2 separate regions of the Homo sapiens genome follow, and region 2 is linked to region 1. A link is a contact called in ENCODE Hi-C or POLR2A ChIA-PET data. All regions are on one chromosome and are shown on one strand. Each heading gives the region's core, a stretch centred on a gene start or an enhancer-like site at or near the end of the contact. The rest is flanking DNA. Distances are from core to core; before and after follow the strand shown. Region 1 has its middle 21 kb from the start of LINC02785. Region 2 holds the start of SLC25A24 (solute carrier family 25 member 24).

Region 1 (6,544 bases), core at 3,707-6,206:
ACCCAAGGGGAGATGTTCCATTAGGAGAGGTCTTCCCTGCAGTTAGAACTTTGTACATCATGGGCTTATCCATAATAACTAAATACTTGGGTACAGATGCGATCATCTTCCAGACAAGCTCATGTGTCCTGAAGGCATATTCTGTGCCAGTCACAATTCTAAGTACTTTATTTGCGTTAACTCATTTAGTCTCCATAACTAGCTTTTGAGATATTTCCTTCATTTTGCAGATGAGGAAACTGAGACAACAGAGAGCTTCCATAACTCACTCCAGGTCAAACCAGGATCCAAACTCAGGCTGGCTCCAGGTCCCACCTCACCACACTCCCTGTCTGTTTCTCTGTCAGGGCTAATAGCTCACTCCTAGGACACAGGCAAGTTCTAATACATGGACTTTGTTGCAGAGCTGTGCCATTCATTTTCAGGGGTTGCAGGAGATGTTGGTGTTTCTAGTTGCCATGGCTTGCATAATATACATTCCTCACCTGCTGGAATCCTACTGCCCTGAGTTGCAGCTGCCAGCAGCTGCAGAATGAACACATACCAGCAGCAAGGCAAAGCACATGGAGAAGAGAGCAGGAATGAAGACAGGCACGCAGCGATGATCCTTTCAAGCAAAAACATGTTTGAAATGCCTTCAGGTGACCAGAGGGTTCTGTGTCTTTCCACAGGGAGGCTGACCCCACAATCAAGGTAACCACTGTTTATAATAAAAACTGTGGTCATTGAAGTTTACAAAGCAGGGATACTTAGCTTTAAAGTCACTCAGTAAGCTGTCTGCATTTAACCTAGAGGCTGGGAAAGTTGTGTTGCCACAGGGAAAAGTCTCACCAACTTTAAAACCCTAACAATGTGTTAGTGCAGCACGGCACCTTCAATAGGCAACTGCCTACAGCTGAATGAGTGTAGGTCCACGCCCCAAAGGGAAGGTGGAGGATGAGCCTAGGGTAAATTATATAAACTGTGAATCGGAGATTCATAGAGACGGGTTCCATGAGTGTAATGTGCTTTATCATAAGCAGGGTTGTGTCCTTTCCTGGAGTGTTGTTGCAGCTGGTAACCGTTCAGGCAAAGGCAGCTTAATGCCCCATAAAATGATTAGATAAGGATGAAGGTGGGATCAGTTTTGTCAGTCCTGTCACACAGCTGAAGAACATTAAATACAGCACACGGTGTGCAGGCTGCCGTCGCAAAGCATTCCATTTGCCCTGCATGCTTAGAGATGCATAGTGAGCCGCCTAACTTTACAAGGAACAGAACTGTGTCACCCTTTTCCTGTCTGTCATATGCCCTTTATCTTTGCCATTGGTATGTCTCACTGCCTTACAGCTACCTGCTTTTTTGCCATTGCTGAGCCGTTTGCTTAAGAAATGATTCCAGGGCCCAGAAGGCAGTTGGAACACAGGGAGCTCATTCATTGCAACAAAAGTTGAACACCTACTATGTGCTCATTACAAGAGGAACTTCAATGAAGAAGGGAGAGGTCTGCCTTCCTGGGCCTGGGGTCTGGTGGGGGAGATTGTCAGTGATAAACCTAAGGTGCACTGTGACTGGGGACATGACATACTAAAGTGGTGGCATTTCACATGCGTCCGGAAAAACAGGTAGAATTCTGAGAGGGGACACCAGAGGAGGTGGATATTCCAGGTAGAGGAAAAAACTCAGTTGGTTTCTCCCTAATAGAGGAAAGGTCTTTCCGATAACATGAGCTGTCCCTAGACAAGGTGGGTTGTCTTGTGAAGGAGTGAGTTTTGGTGGCATTTACATAAAGAATAGAAGACCACATGTTAAAGGGACTGCCATTCTGAGATTTGACTTTATAGACTGCAGAAAGTTTCCTCTTACTCAAAGGTTGTATTTTTCAAGCCCTTCAAATGGATTTTTTTTTCTTCTGAGGATTTTTTAGCTTGCTAAGCAGTTGTTGAAGATAAATATGCAGACAAAGATAATTTAAGAGTTCAAAAGTTTTCTATTCCGTATTGGGAGACTACATGGATATTTAGTAGCCTCTAAATATAGTGCTCTATCCTCCTGCTTGGCATGAGAGTAACATCAAGAGAAAGACTGAGATAATATTTAGTTTCTGACATGTAAATAGGATCCCAGCTGCAGGAGAAAGGCTTTGCTACGTTCCTTTGGCTACTGCCCTCTCTTGCATATTACAGCCAAGCCTGGATGACCTCCACCATAGAGTTCTCTTTGGTGTAGAGAAGATGCTCATTCCGTCTTTAACAGCAAAGCATGGAGACTGTTGCTCAGCAGGTGCAGGGGTATGTATATGACAAAAGGAAGCAAAATAAAAACTCACTCTCTGTCTCAGAGGAAGTGGGACAGAGAGGAGAGGGAAAGGAAGAAAGTGAAAGAATTAAATGTAGGCCCCAATTTACTGTGCATTTTACAAGTTGAGGGAGCAAACAGCCTCCAGGAAGCTTTTACTCCCCACCTCCAACTCTCATTTGGGAACCCTGGGAGGACACTTCTGTGCACAGTGGGGCAGCCTAGTGATTAGGAAGGGGAAGCTGAGTGGTCCTATGAGACCCAGAAAAAGGTCTGGTTGTCATTTTCTAGACACCCCTCCATTCCTAAGGTGTTCATACTGAGTTAAAAGCCGTCAAGTCTGTAATAGGGTTTGTAATGGTGGGTCAAGGTAATTTGGCAGCAAAGCCATGGGCAGGCTGTAGGCCAGGGCTGAATGGGGTCTGTGGCAACTGCATAGGGGTAGTTGGCCATCAGAAGCTGAGTCAAAGCCTCGAGGCCTATTTAGTCAAGGAGGCTCAGGATCACCGAGCCAAGAGATGAGATTGAGCTAAAGTAGTGGTATCCTGCATCAGTGGATGCTAGCAAGACAGAGCAGTTTGGGGTTTACTCCAGAGACCAGAGGAGGAGGCCATTACCATGCTTGCGAGCACTTCCTCTTTTTTGCTGCCAAAAAGTCATGCGGGATGTCCTGATATACCGCACTGCCGTTCTAATGACAAAAGCAGGGGAAGGGGAACTATGTGAGAGATTTAACACTTTTATTTAAGAAGACTGAATATTACCTAAATTATGATTGCAGACTAATCTTTAAATCGATCGAAGAGTAAGTTAATCTTTTCCCCACTAGTCAGTATAGTAAGACTAGAGGATTGAGAGGCTGAATGAAGCCATTAGAGTTATTTGTACATACGAGTTGTAAAGTGAGTTAAAGTTTGTGATCCCTACTGAATATAATTTTCCATTGAGTGACTAAAGCATAATGAATTTACCTATTTCCCTCTGGCTGAAGTATAAGGTTTTCTAGTTTTTTGATTATAAGGAATTTTATATGAACATCGATGTACATGTTCACACAGTACACAGTAGTCACCAAATAAATAGCCCGTCAGTGAGATTTGAAATGAAATTGTCACTGGAAATGTGGAATGGCTTATGTATGTGATCTGAGCTTCCATATAGCAAGGCAGTACTTTGCTTCTTGTGGCAGAAGATGTGCCCCTGATAGCATGGATTGGTAAGAGAAAGCGTAACAGAAGAGATCATCAACTGTCTCTGCATTCGAAATCAACAGAAAGTTTGAAGTGTAGGAAAAAGAGAAAAGAAGGAAAAGTTCAAAGAATATGGTGGAAGACTACAGTCCACATCTGAGAAGTGACCATGATATTTTTAGGAATGGGGATATCAATCATGGAATTTTAAGTTACATGTGATGTGTACCTTGTCATTGCCAATCTTTGAGAAGGTCTTCTATTCATATAAATACCTCAGAAATTGTTTCATTTTGTTGGTTTGTTGGTTGATAATGGTGAAAATCAGAAGAAAAGGCTGAATTCAATATTCAGGTCAATATGATGAGGAATTTGAACCACACAATGTGATGATCAATCATGATCTCTAAAACAAGTATTTCAGTGTAAGCGAGAGCTCAGAGCTGAAAGTGACTATAAGAGGTTCAAATCCCTGTGGCCCCAGGAACTCATCATCCAGTGGAAAAGGAAAAGGGGGCTTCCCCTCACTTGTTTTGGAGATCCCCCACCCTCCAGTGTCCTCTGTGGTAGAACACACACATCATCCAACTATAGAAGGATAAAAACAATAGCATAGTGGAGAGAGCTCATGGGAGAAACTATGTACTGTATAAGGATAAAATTACAATATCTTATATAATTTATTTTTGGTAGCATAACTTATTAGGCCTTAGACTGGGCCTGGTGGCTCATGCCTGTAATCCCAGCACTTTAGGAGGCCGAGGCAAGCAGATTGCTTGAGCTCAGCAGTTCAAGACCAGCCCGGACAACATGGCAAAATCCCATCTCTACAAAAAATACAAAAATTAGCCAGATGTGGTGATGCATGCCTGAAGTCCTGGCTACTCAGGAGGCTGAGGTGGGAGAATCATTTGAGCCCAGGAGATCAAGCCTGCAGTCAGTGATCATACCACTGCACTCCAACCTGCGTGACAAAGAGAGACCCTGTCTCAAAAAAAAAAAAAAAAAGAAAGAAAGAAAGAAAGAAAAAAGAAAATAAAAAAAAAGTTAATAGGCCAATTAGGTCTTCCAGGACTGCTATTTTCTCCTTATTTCTGTACCTAGTCTGGGCTATTTTAACCCATTCTCCTCAGGGAAGAGACATACATTTTGTGGAGGTCTTGGATCTACTTCTTGGTTCTAGATCGAAACTGGTCTCACAGATATTCAAACCTCACAAAATTTTCTCAGTTTAGAAACTTCCCTTAACAAGTTATTTTCTTTCCCATCACTCACCCTATATTTGACAGAACAGCCCCATGTGATCTCTATCTTATGTATTTGAGCCCTTTCTAGAGGTTTTGCTTTGGTCACTTAACATATCCCTTTTATGGTGGCCCCATGAATCACTTGCCTGCCCTCCCACCCTCTATTTTCTCACCTTTCTGTTTCCTCTTTGTGTTTCATTTCCTCTCAGTTTTGCTTAGGCTCTTTGCTCACCATCCTCGAGGCAGGAGCTCAAGTCTGCTTGTCTCATATCTGTGTTCGTTATCAGCGCAGTAAAGCCCGTAATTGAGCTTACAATCTTCTTCATAGTAAAAATGGCTTACAATGTAGTACGCAAGTGTCTGGGGAGACAGATTTCCCTTGAAGCATCTTAAAAATCGAAAAGTAGGGAAGTCATCACATTCTATGATTAATGGAGTCTGAACAGGGCTGTCAAAGCAGGCTGAAATATTGCCCAAAAGAGGAGATTACAGATTAGCACACAAAAAGCAGTAAGCTTAGTTTAAAAAATGACTAAATTTTATTAACTGCTGATGTTCCTTAAGCAGAATTTCTGGAGCCAGAGTAAACTTCAAATTCCTTTCCTCTTGCCTGAAGCATCAACTGTACTTGGCAGAGCAGGCTGCGAGTTAAAGCCCCTGCCTGGTCCAGCCAAATGCCTTCCCTGTGCCAAAAGCCTGGAGTTGAAAGTAACCTGACAACTCTACTGCAAGCAATCCGAAGCTTGGCATAATTGTATACCACGGGGCTCTTGGGAGACTGATGATAAGCCCAATGGCAGACCACCCCTGCCTTCCTAAAGGGGCAGCATGGAAAGAAAGAATATGTAAAGGGAGGTGGGAAAGGAAAACACAATATAAAGCCCTCCTTGTTGCTTTCACCTTCAGAAATCAGCGCTTGGTGGATGTTTGGAGGGTGGGAGTGGAGAGGTGGACAGAAAAAACCCACAATGACTCTGTAGAGCAAGAATCCATAGGAAATTTTCTTGCATTGAGACCCCTCTGCTATGTTAAATTCAAAGGAGTGTTGCTCAACTGGTGAACTTTTTTCCCTTCTTTCTTTCTTCTATCCCAGTGCCCCATATGTTTAGTGAATGGAATGAAACCTTTTTATTTCACTGTACTTTAGTGTTTTAGGTAATGTTTAATATCTGATGATAATAAGATCAAGCTGTAGACAGACAGGACATGATACATTAATAATCTATTTTATGGCACACAGCATCTCATGTTATCACAACCACCAGTTGTGAGGTAAACAGGGCAGATATTATTCCATTCCATTCTACAGATGAGGAAACTGAGGCCCAGCGACTCACTTGCTCAAGTTTAAACAGCCACAAGCAGTGAAATTGAGGCTCACATTTTCAGATTTGGAAGCACTTGCTTTTTCTACTGTTAAATCTCTGTTCACATAGGCTTTTAGCACCATGTAACAAGGATTTAATTATATGAACTCTCTTCTTAACCTTAGTTTGTATTTGTCTTAGTGTAGAATGTATACATGTCTGGATTTTTTTCCTGTGAATGTGAAATTGGCATTGAGCAATTATTTAATAAACATGGCAAAGATCTGATAGGGTCGGACATTAAGCTTAACCCTGGAACTACTAAAGACCAAAAAGATGCAGCCTCTGACATGAATTTTGTTTATCCTAGAAGATATGGCCATAGAAATTATAAAATAATTCAATGGGTACCTTAGACACATGTGAACAAGAAGATGTGGAAACATTGAAGAAACAGCATCTAGTTCTGCTTGAGAGACTTGAAGGTGGAGTTGATATCAACACTTTGTCTTCAAGGAGAGAG
Region 2 (7,037 bases), core at 1-2,500, 160 kb before region 1:
GGTTTTCAAGGACAGAGAAAATTTGAAGTTTGAAGGCAGTTCCAAAGGAAGGCAATGATTCTTAATAAGACTGGAAGTTGGAAGTAATATAAAAAGATAAATCAGTTTCAAGATGATTTTACTAAGCAGGCAGCCCTTAATTTACAAATTCTAGATTCATACATATCTTAAACATACAAAATGATATGAGGAGAGGTAAGTTCAGGGTCTGAGTTCCTGGCTGTTGTTGGAACTGATTTCTGTGTAGTGATTCAGAAGATGTGAGACACCCTAATTTACAAGTACAGAGGTATCTTCTTTTCTGCAAACAGCAGTACAACAATAGTTCCTCTTACGCAGCTGTGAATGAACAGGATTATTACAATTAATGATATCTCATTTGATTGGCGCCTTAGAGAATTAAGACCTTTCACACCTAATATACAACTTTGTTGTGAAGGCAGATATTTATATTCTCATTTTACTGATGAGAGACTACCCGGAGACGCTATGTCACACCTGAAGGATTAGGTACTTTCTCTGTTAAGTCCAATGTTCCTTCCGTTATTCCATGCTAGGCAGTAATAAGTTCTGTCTTGCCTGAGTAATAAGCTCCAAACCTCGGAACTGCACCCATCTTGAGAAGGAGGAGGGCGCTGTGGTTTTTTCTGATAAGTGCAGCTGGCAGACACTCTATACGCTTAATCACGGGCAAATCCTAGCTAAGCTGCCTACCAAACTAGTCCTTCTTTTCCCCGTTGCCCACGCAGATGGCTGTTGATCTTTTCTGCAACAAATCCAGGAGTTTCTCCTTTTTGTTTTATAATTGCTCCAATAGATGCTTTAGGATTTAACTCTCTGCTTTTTAAAGCAGAATCGCCATCCCAGGTGTGCAACCACGAAAAAATTAGACATCCGTGAGAGACAATGCCCTCCATGGCCCAGTTTCCAGGCAGAGAGAAGCAGCTCTGGGCTGACCGCCAAGGCTCCGGCCCGAGAGGGTCTTTAAGTGGAGTAACCAGTCTTCAAGACCCCGCTCCCAAGCCACCGACGCGCTGACGCTGCAGCCCTGGACCTGCTGGGGGCCTCTTCCTCGGACCCGCATGCTGACAGCGGGACTGGCAACTGGGCAGAGGTCGACCCCGGGTCCGCACAGCACCTCCCGAGACCCAGCTCCCAGCTCCCTCACTTCCGGCTCTCTGGAGGCGGGCCCGGCCAGTGCCGCCGAGGCCAGCGCGGCGAGCTCCTCCCCAGCAGCGGCGGGACGGCCACACCCTGCGCTCCGCGCGGGCTCGGGTGGGGTCTCCGCTCCTGCGCCCTGCGCCCTGCGCGCCGCAGCCGCAACCCCGACGGCGCCCCAAACGCTGTTGCGCCGCGCGCCCCGCCCAGCCCGGCCTCGCGCTGGTCCCGGTCTCGCCCCGCAGCCCTCGATCTCCCGTGACTTCCTCGGCCAGGCCGCCTGCGCCTCTGGGACCATGTTGCGCTGGCTGCGGGACTTCGTGCTGCCCACCGCGGCCTGCCAGGACGCGGAGCAGCCGACGCGCTACGAGACCCTCTTCCAGGCACTGGACCGCAATGGGGACGGAGTGGTGGACATCGGCGAGCTGCAGGAGGGGCTCAGGAACCTGGGCATCCCTCTGGGCCAGGACGCCGAGGAGGTGGGTCGCCGCCGGGGCGCCGCCTGAGCGTAGGGAGGGCTGCGGGCGCTGGGGACACTGCGAGGACCGAGGAGGGCGGCGGCTTGAGGCGTTGCCAGGAGAGGAAGGAGGAACTGTGGCGCCCAGCGCTCCGGTGGCTTCAGAAACTCGGGCGTGGGGCCGCGACCGGCGACCCCGGTAACAGAAGTGGGTCATAATACGAAAGTCTACTGGTATTTGTCCAGATAAAATGAGTGTTGTGGACACTCTGGCCCACGGGCACTGTTAAATTTTTAAGACACTTTTGTCCTGAATCCATCCCAGGTTCTTTGTTTTCTGTTTTAATACCTTGCAGACATGTAATCCGTTTTAGCTGTCAGACTTCAGTGGGTCCCAAGTTTTGTATAAAGGCGCACACATTCGATCTCTTTCGAAGCTGCTTTGTTACAGCAGCTATGTGTATTGTCTACTGTTTGAAAACTGTTTGAAAACCAATCGCGTGTTTCCCCCACTTCCTGTTGAGAAGGAATGGCGGCATTCCATTGTTTAAGACATTCCTAGGTTAATGCCCTAGGTACATAAATTGATCTGAAGGGTTGACTTGACCTGCGACTGAGCAATTTCATTTTCTCTGAGTCATCTTAACTGTGCCCCTGAACTTCTGCCCCTTTAGTAGGGTGGAGATATGTGGAACTTCTCCAACCCTGTTGAAGCGTTCCCTGACACTGGCATTCTCTTATCCAAAGAGGGAAAGTGATTAGGTTACTATGAGGGCCAACAACTGTTATATAGTTATATTTCACTTCTCTTTTAATGTCTTTGGTAGTTATAGGCCTCTTCAGTTTACTGTTTCTTCTAGAGTCAGATTTAGTAAGTTACAATTTTTTTTGAAACTGCCTGTTCTGTCCAAGGTTCATAATACTCACCGATGATTTTATAACACTTCTGACTGAATCTGTAGGTAGGTTCTCTATTTCATTCCTCATATCTATCCTTTTCTCCCCTTCAATCTTGCCAAAGTTTTGTGTATTTTATTCATACTTTGAAGGAACCAACTTTTGGTACTTTGTGCTGATTGTCCCAGAAATGGCCCAGTTGGAGTTCCCCACCATGTCCAATCATTGGCTGGAAGCAGCCCAGGAAAGGGACGACCTTGCTGCAGTGCATCAGCAGATGCCAGGGTTAGAGGCTAGAGAGTGGAAGTCAACTGTGTTCCTCACAGTAGGTGCCTTTGAAGGGAGATCTCAGTGGTACAACTCCATGGTCCCTACAATATACAAAAGCTCTTTGGAGTGCTCAATGATTTTTAAGATTGTAAAGGGATCCTGAGATCAAAAAGCTTGAGAATTGCTGCTGTATCACCATTTTTACGTAACTGCATCATATTCTGTTATATGTTTGTGTCATAGTATATGTTACCAATTCTTTTTAAATCACCTTTTACTTTATTGATAGTTTAAAAACGATTGTAAGTGAAATTGCAATGGATGTCCTTTGTATTCATTTTCTCATTCTGGTCCAGTTACTTTCGTAAGATAAATTTTGAGGAGTGGACATTGCTGAGTCTGAAGGTAACACACATTTTAAACTGGGATACGTATTGCCTTTCGGAAACCTTAGACCCATTTTCACTCTTTTGACTGACAGTGCTTGCTTCTCCACATCCTCGCTCATTCAGGGTATCAGTCTTTGTAAAGTCTCCTATTCTGCAGGTGAAATTCCTTTTCATTTCCTGTCTTAGTCCATTTAGTGTTGCTATAGTGGAATATCTGAGACAGGGTAATTTATAAAGAAAAGACATTTATTTAGCTCACAGTTCCGCAGGCTGGGAAGTTTAAGAAGCGTGGTGCTGGCATCTGCTGGACTCCTGGGGAGGGCTTTCCTGCTGTGTCACAACATGGTGGAAAGTCAAAGTGGAAGTGGACATGTGTGAAGAAGCAAAATCCGAGGGGTGTCCTGGCTTTATAGCAACCCAGCCTCGAGGGAACTGATCCATTACTGAGGGAACTAATTCAGTCTCATGAGAGAGAGAACTCACTCACTACTGCAAGAATGACACCAAGCCATTCATGAGGGATCTGCCTCCGTAACCCTGACACCTCCTGCTAGGTCCCTCCTCCCAACACGGCCACATCAGGGATCAGACTTCAACATGAGTTTTTGTGGGGACAAACAAAACGTAGCACTTGCTTTGCCTTTTGGTTCTATTCACATCCTCCACAGGATTGCATTATGCCTACCCATTTGGTGAGGGCAGTCTTCTTTAATTGGTTTACTGATTCAAATGCTACCCTCCTCCAGAGACATCCTCACAGACACACCCAGAAATCATGTTTTACCAGTTATCTGGGCATCCCTTAGTCCAGACGAGTTGATACATAAAATTAACCATCACACATGGGATAGAATTAGGATTACACAGTCAACCTTTATGGGAGAAAATTTCAGAGGCATGTCAGGGGTTTATGTAATGTCAAGGAGTGAGGACATTGGCTACTTGAGCATAGAAATGAGAACTGTGGGGTGACTCTTCGGTGGAAAGTTTCAAGGTAGTAGTTTGTATCTAAGCCAAATACTCAGCTTGAAGCAAAATCTCTATAAATTTTCATCTGATTTGATCTCATCTCCGTGTTTCCAAGCATTTGTAATGAATTGAGCATTTAGAAGAGAACAAATTTCTGTTTAAGTTTCTTTAGATTTTAGATGGAAAGAATGTAGAAATAAGAGTAGAATGTAGAAATAGGTATAAGGAATATAATAGCTAACCATTACTAAGTGTTCCAGAATTATCCAGGGAAGAGAAAAGAATTCAAGGCAAGTCCTGAGACAAAATTAAGAACCAATTGGAAGTGAAAGCGCTACATTTTTTTTTCTGGTATGACCTTTCTTTTCTGTATGTTCCAAATCTCCTCACTATGAAATTAGTGAAAAATTAAAGTTAAAAATTAGAGAAAATTCACATTAAGTTCTCCTAGGACTCAGTAGTATAAGGGTATAGACTGAGAGTAGAATGTAGTGTGAGAACAAGGAGATACAGTATTTAACCATTACTAATTCTCTTATACTTGTCTAGTAATCCTATTTCCTTTTAAAAGTCTTCAGTTATTTTCTCTTTACGCACCTCCTTCTCCCTCTTGTCTTCCTCCTTCTACCCCCATCTTCTTTCTTCCTGTGGAGCCTTCATGAATGGGATTAGTGCTTGTATAAAAGTGACCTGGAAGACCTTCCTTGCCCCTTCCACCATGTGAGGACACAGTGAGAAAACAGTGGTCCATGGAACCGGAAAGTGGGTCCTCACTAGACAGTAAATCTCCTAGCACTTCGATCTAGGACTTCCAGTGTCTGGAACTGCAAGAAATCAATGCTTATTTTTTAAGTAAGCCAATAGTATTTTTGTCATAGCAGCCCAGTTGGACTAGGACAATTATCAAGAGCAAGAAGGGAAGCAGCAAGCTACAAGAGAGTTCCGTCCTTGGTGTAAATTGACCGTGTAATCCTTGTCAAGTTTGAGCCTTACTGGAGCTTTACTTTCTTATTCTTAAAATGCAGATATCTTGCCTGCATCCTGGACAGAGCTTTTAACAAGGTCATATGTTGCAGAATATGAAAGTTCATGTTAAAAAACCCTTTAAAATGTGGTATCCCATTTACTAGCTGGTGAACTTCTTGAGGAACCTCTGTGCCCATGGGTATGAAGTGTATGCTGAATGATCACCCAATGTTAGAGGAGTGGGTGGACTGGTAACCTGATTTAAGGGCCATTCTAACTCTTACATTCTATGATTTTTTTAATTCTGTCTTTAAGTTTTTACATTTACAATCACAGAAAAAATAGTCACATAGAAGAATAGTAGCTTAGCAAATGTTTATTGCATTGAGTGGAATCAGGATTTCACTCCATTAAGTAATTCCTCTGTTAACAAAGAGGGTTCATTTCATTTTTATTTCATTAATATTGCTTTTTTTTTTTTTTTCTGGAGACAGAATCTTGCTCTATCACCAAGGCTGGAGTGCAGTGGTGCGATCTCGGCTCACTGCAGCCTCTGCTTCCTGGATTCAAGCGATTCTTGTGCCTCAGCCTCCCAAGCAGCTGAGATTACAGGCACATGCCACCACACCTGGTTAACTTTTGTATTTTCTAGTAGAGATGGGATTTTGCCATTTTGGTCAGGCTGGTCTTGAATTCCTGGCCTCTAGTGATCTGCCTGCCTCTGCCTCTGAAAGTGCTAAGATTACAGGCATGAGCTACCATGGCCAGCCCATTTCCTTAATATTTTAATTGTCAGACATGTTATGGTTTCTGGCACAATATTAAGAAGACATGATATGAAATCACAGGGTGAATTTTAGGGCATCACAACAGAAAGATTATGGTATAAGAAAAACAATGGAATTCCAACTACATTTCTGTCAAATGTTCTAAAATATATAAAATCTGTATCTTTTGTGTTCTCTCCTGATTTATATTCTAAATTTGATGTTATCCTTCTCTGCAGAAATAAAGTGTCTGAAAGAATGAAAAAAATGGAAGAATTCTTTAGTAAGGTATAAAATACCCTTTCTATCTTTGTAGCATTCTAAGCCTTTTGTCACCTTTCCAAACTCCCAACATGCCATATTCCCTGACTAGGCCACAGCCATGTACATTGATCCCTTTATTTTCTTCTCTCTGCCTGAGATTTCTCTCATTCCCCCTTCTCTGCCTGGTATATGATTGCCCATTGTTTAAGGCCCCAACTCACCTTTATAATCTTCCTAGCCCACTTTCTTTATCGGTATTCCAGAAAAAACAAAAGAAGCTTCCACAAGACAACATTCTGTAATACACTGCTTAACTTCTTTTGACCCTGCTGAGTTCAAAAATCTTATCTTTTTAAGGATTGAATGGAGTCCACCAAGGTATCTATATTTGACAGGATTTATGAAAACAAAAGGATTTGTTGAGAAAGTTTGAAGCCTAACTCTGAAACGTGGATCATAGTGTTTACTACACATTAACTGTTTTAGTGGATGTAATAGTTATTATTATAGGCTGTGGAATCAGAACAGGGTTCAAATGTTTTCACCGCTTGCTAGACTGTGGCCTTGGGCATGTTATTTAATGCCTGGAGGCCTCAAATGTTAACTAGGAATGGTAAGACCTACCCAGTAACTTAGCATAAATAGTAAATTCATTCATTTAATGTTTTCAAACAGTGCCAGACATTGTTTAATGAACTGGGGATATAGTGGTGAACAACACTGACAGCGTTCTTCATTGTATTCTCAAAACCCTCCCTATAGTAAGTAGGTCTGTGTGTGTGTGTAGGTGCATGGGGAATAAAAAATAATAAGCAAATAATGAACAGGGTAATTTCAAAAAGCAGAAAGAGCTATTCAACAAAACTACCTGCCTTTTATTAGATGAAACTCTCAACTCTA

The links. A loop is a pair of places that touch in the nucleus more often than their neighbours do. ChIA-PET counts read pairs that join two places held with the same protein, here RNA polymerase II (POLR2A). Pooled maps may share reads with other maps.
Region 2: a pooled map shows a loop between it and region 1 (4-fold over the local background). The contact joins the promoter of SLC25A24 here to the enhancer-like site in region 1. A Hi-C loop is called at or near these places in 1 of 168 maps with a recorded cell type or tissue (HepG2) and 4 of 50 pooled maps. POLR2A ChIA-PET finds 5 or more read pairs at or near these places in 1 of 52 experiments (activated CD4-positive, alpha-beta T cell).

The regions. Positions count from the first base shown.
Region 1 is chr1:108,040,268-108,046,811 of GRCh38, reverse strand. No RefSeq gene overlaps it. Among named protein-coding and RNA genes, the nearest start is that of LINC02785, 21 kb to the left of the region's middle. Within about 2 kb of position 4,956, at least 4 of the 41 ENCODE cell types and tissues checked have a DNase peak (open chromatin) inside an H3K27ac peak, as active enhancers do.
Region 2 is chr1:108,194,556-108,201,592 of GRCh38, reverse strand. SLC25A24 (solute carrier family 25 member 24) reads left to right here and starts at 1,250. Exons shown (of 10, transcript NM_013386.5): 1 at 1,250-1,637. The coding sequence starts at 1,455. RefSeq lists an enhancer at 1,032-1,326 and a silencer at 1,127-1,466.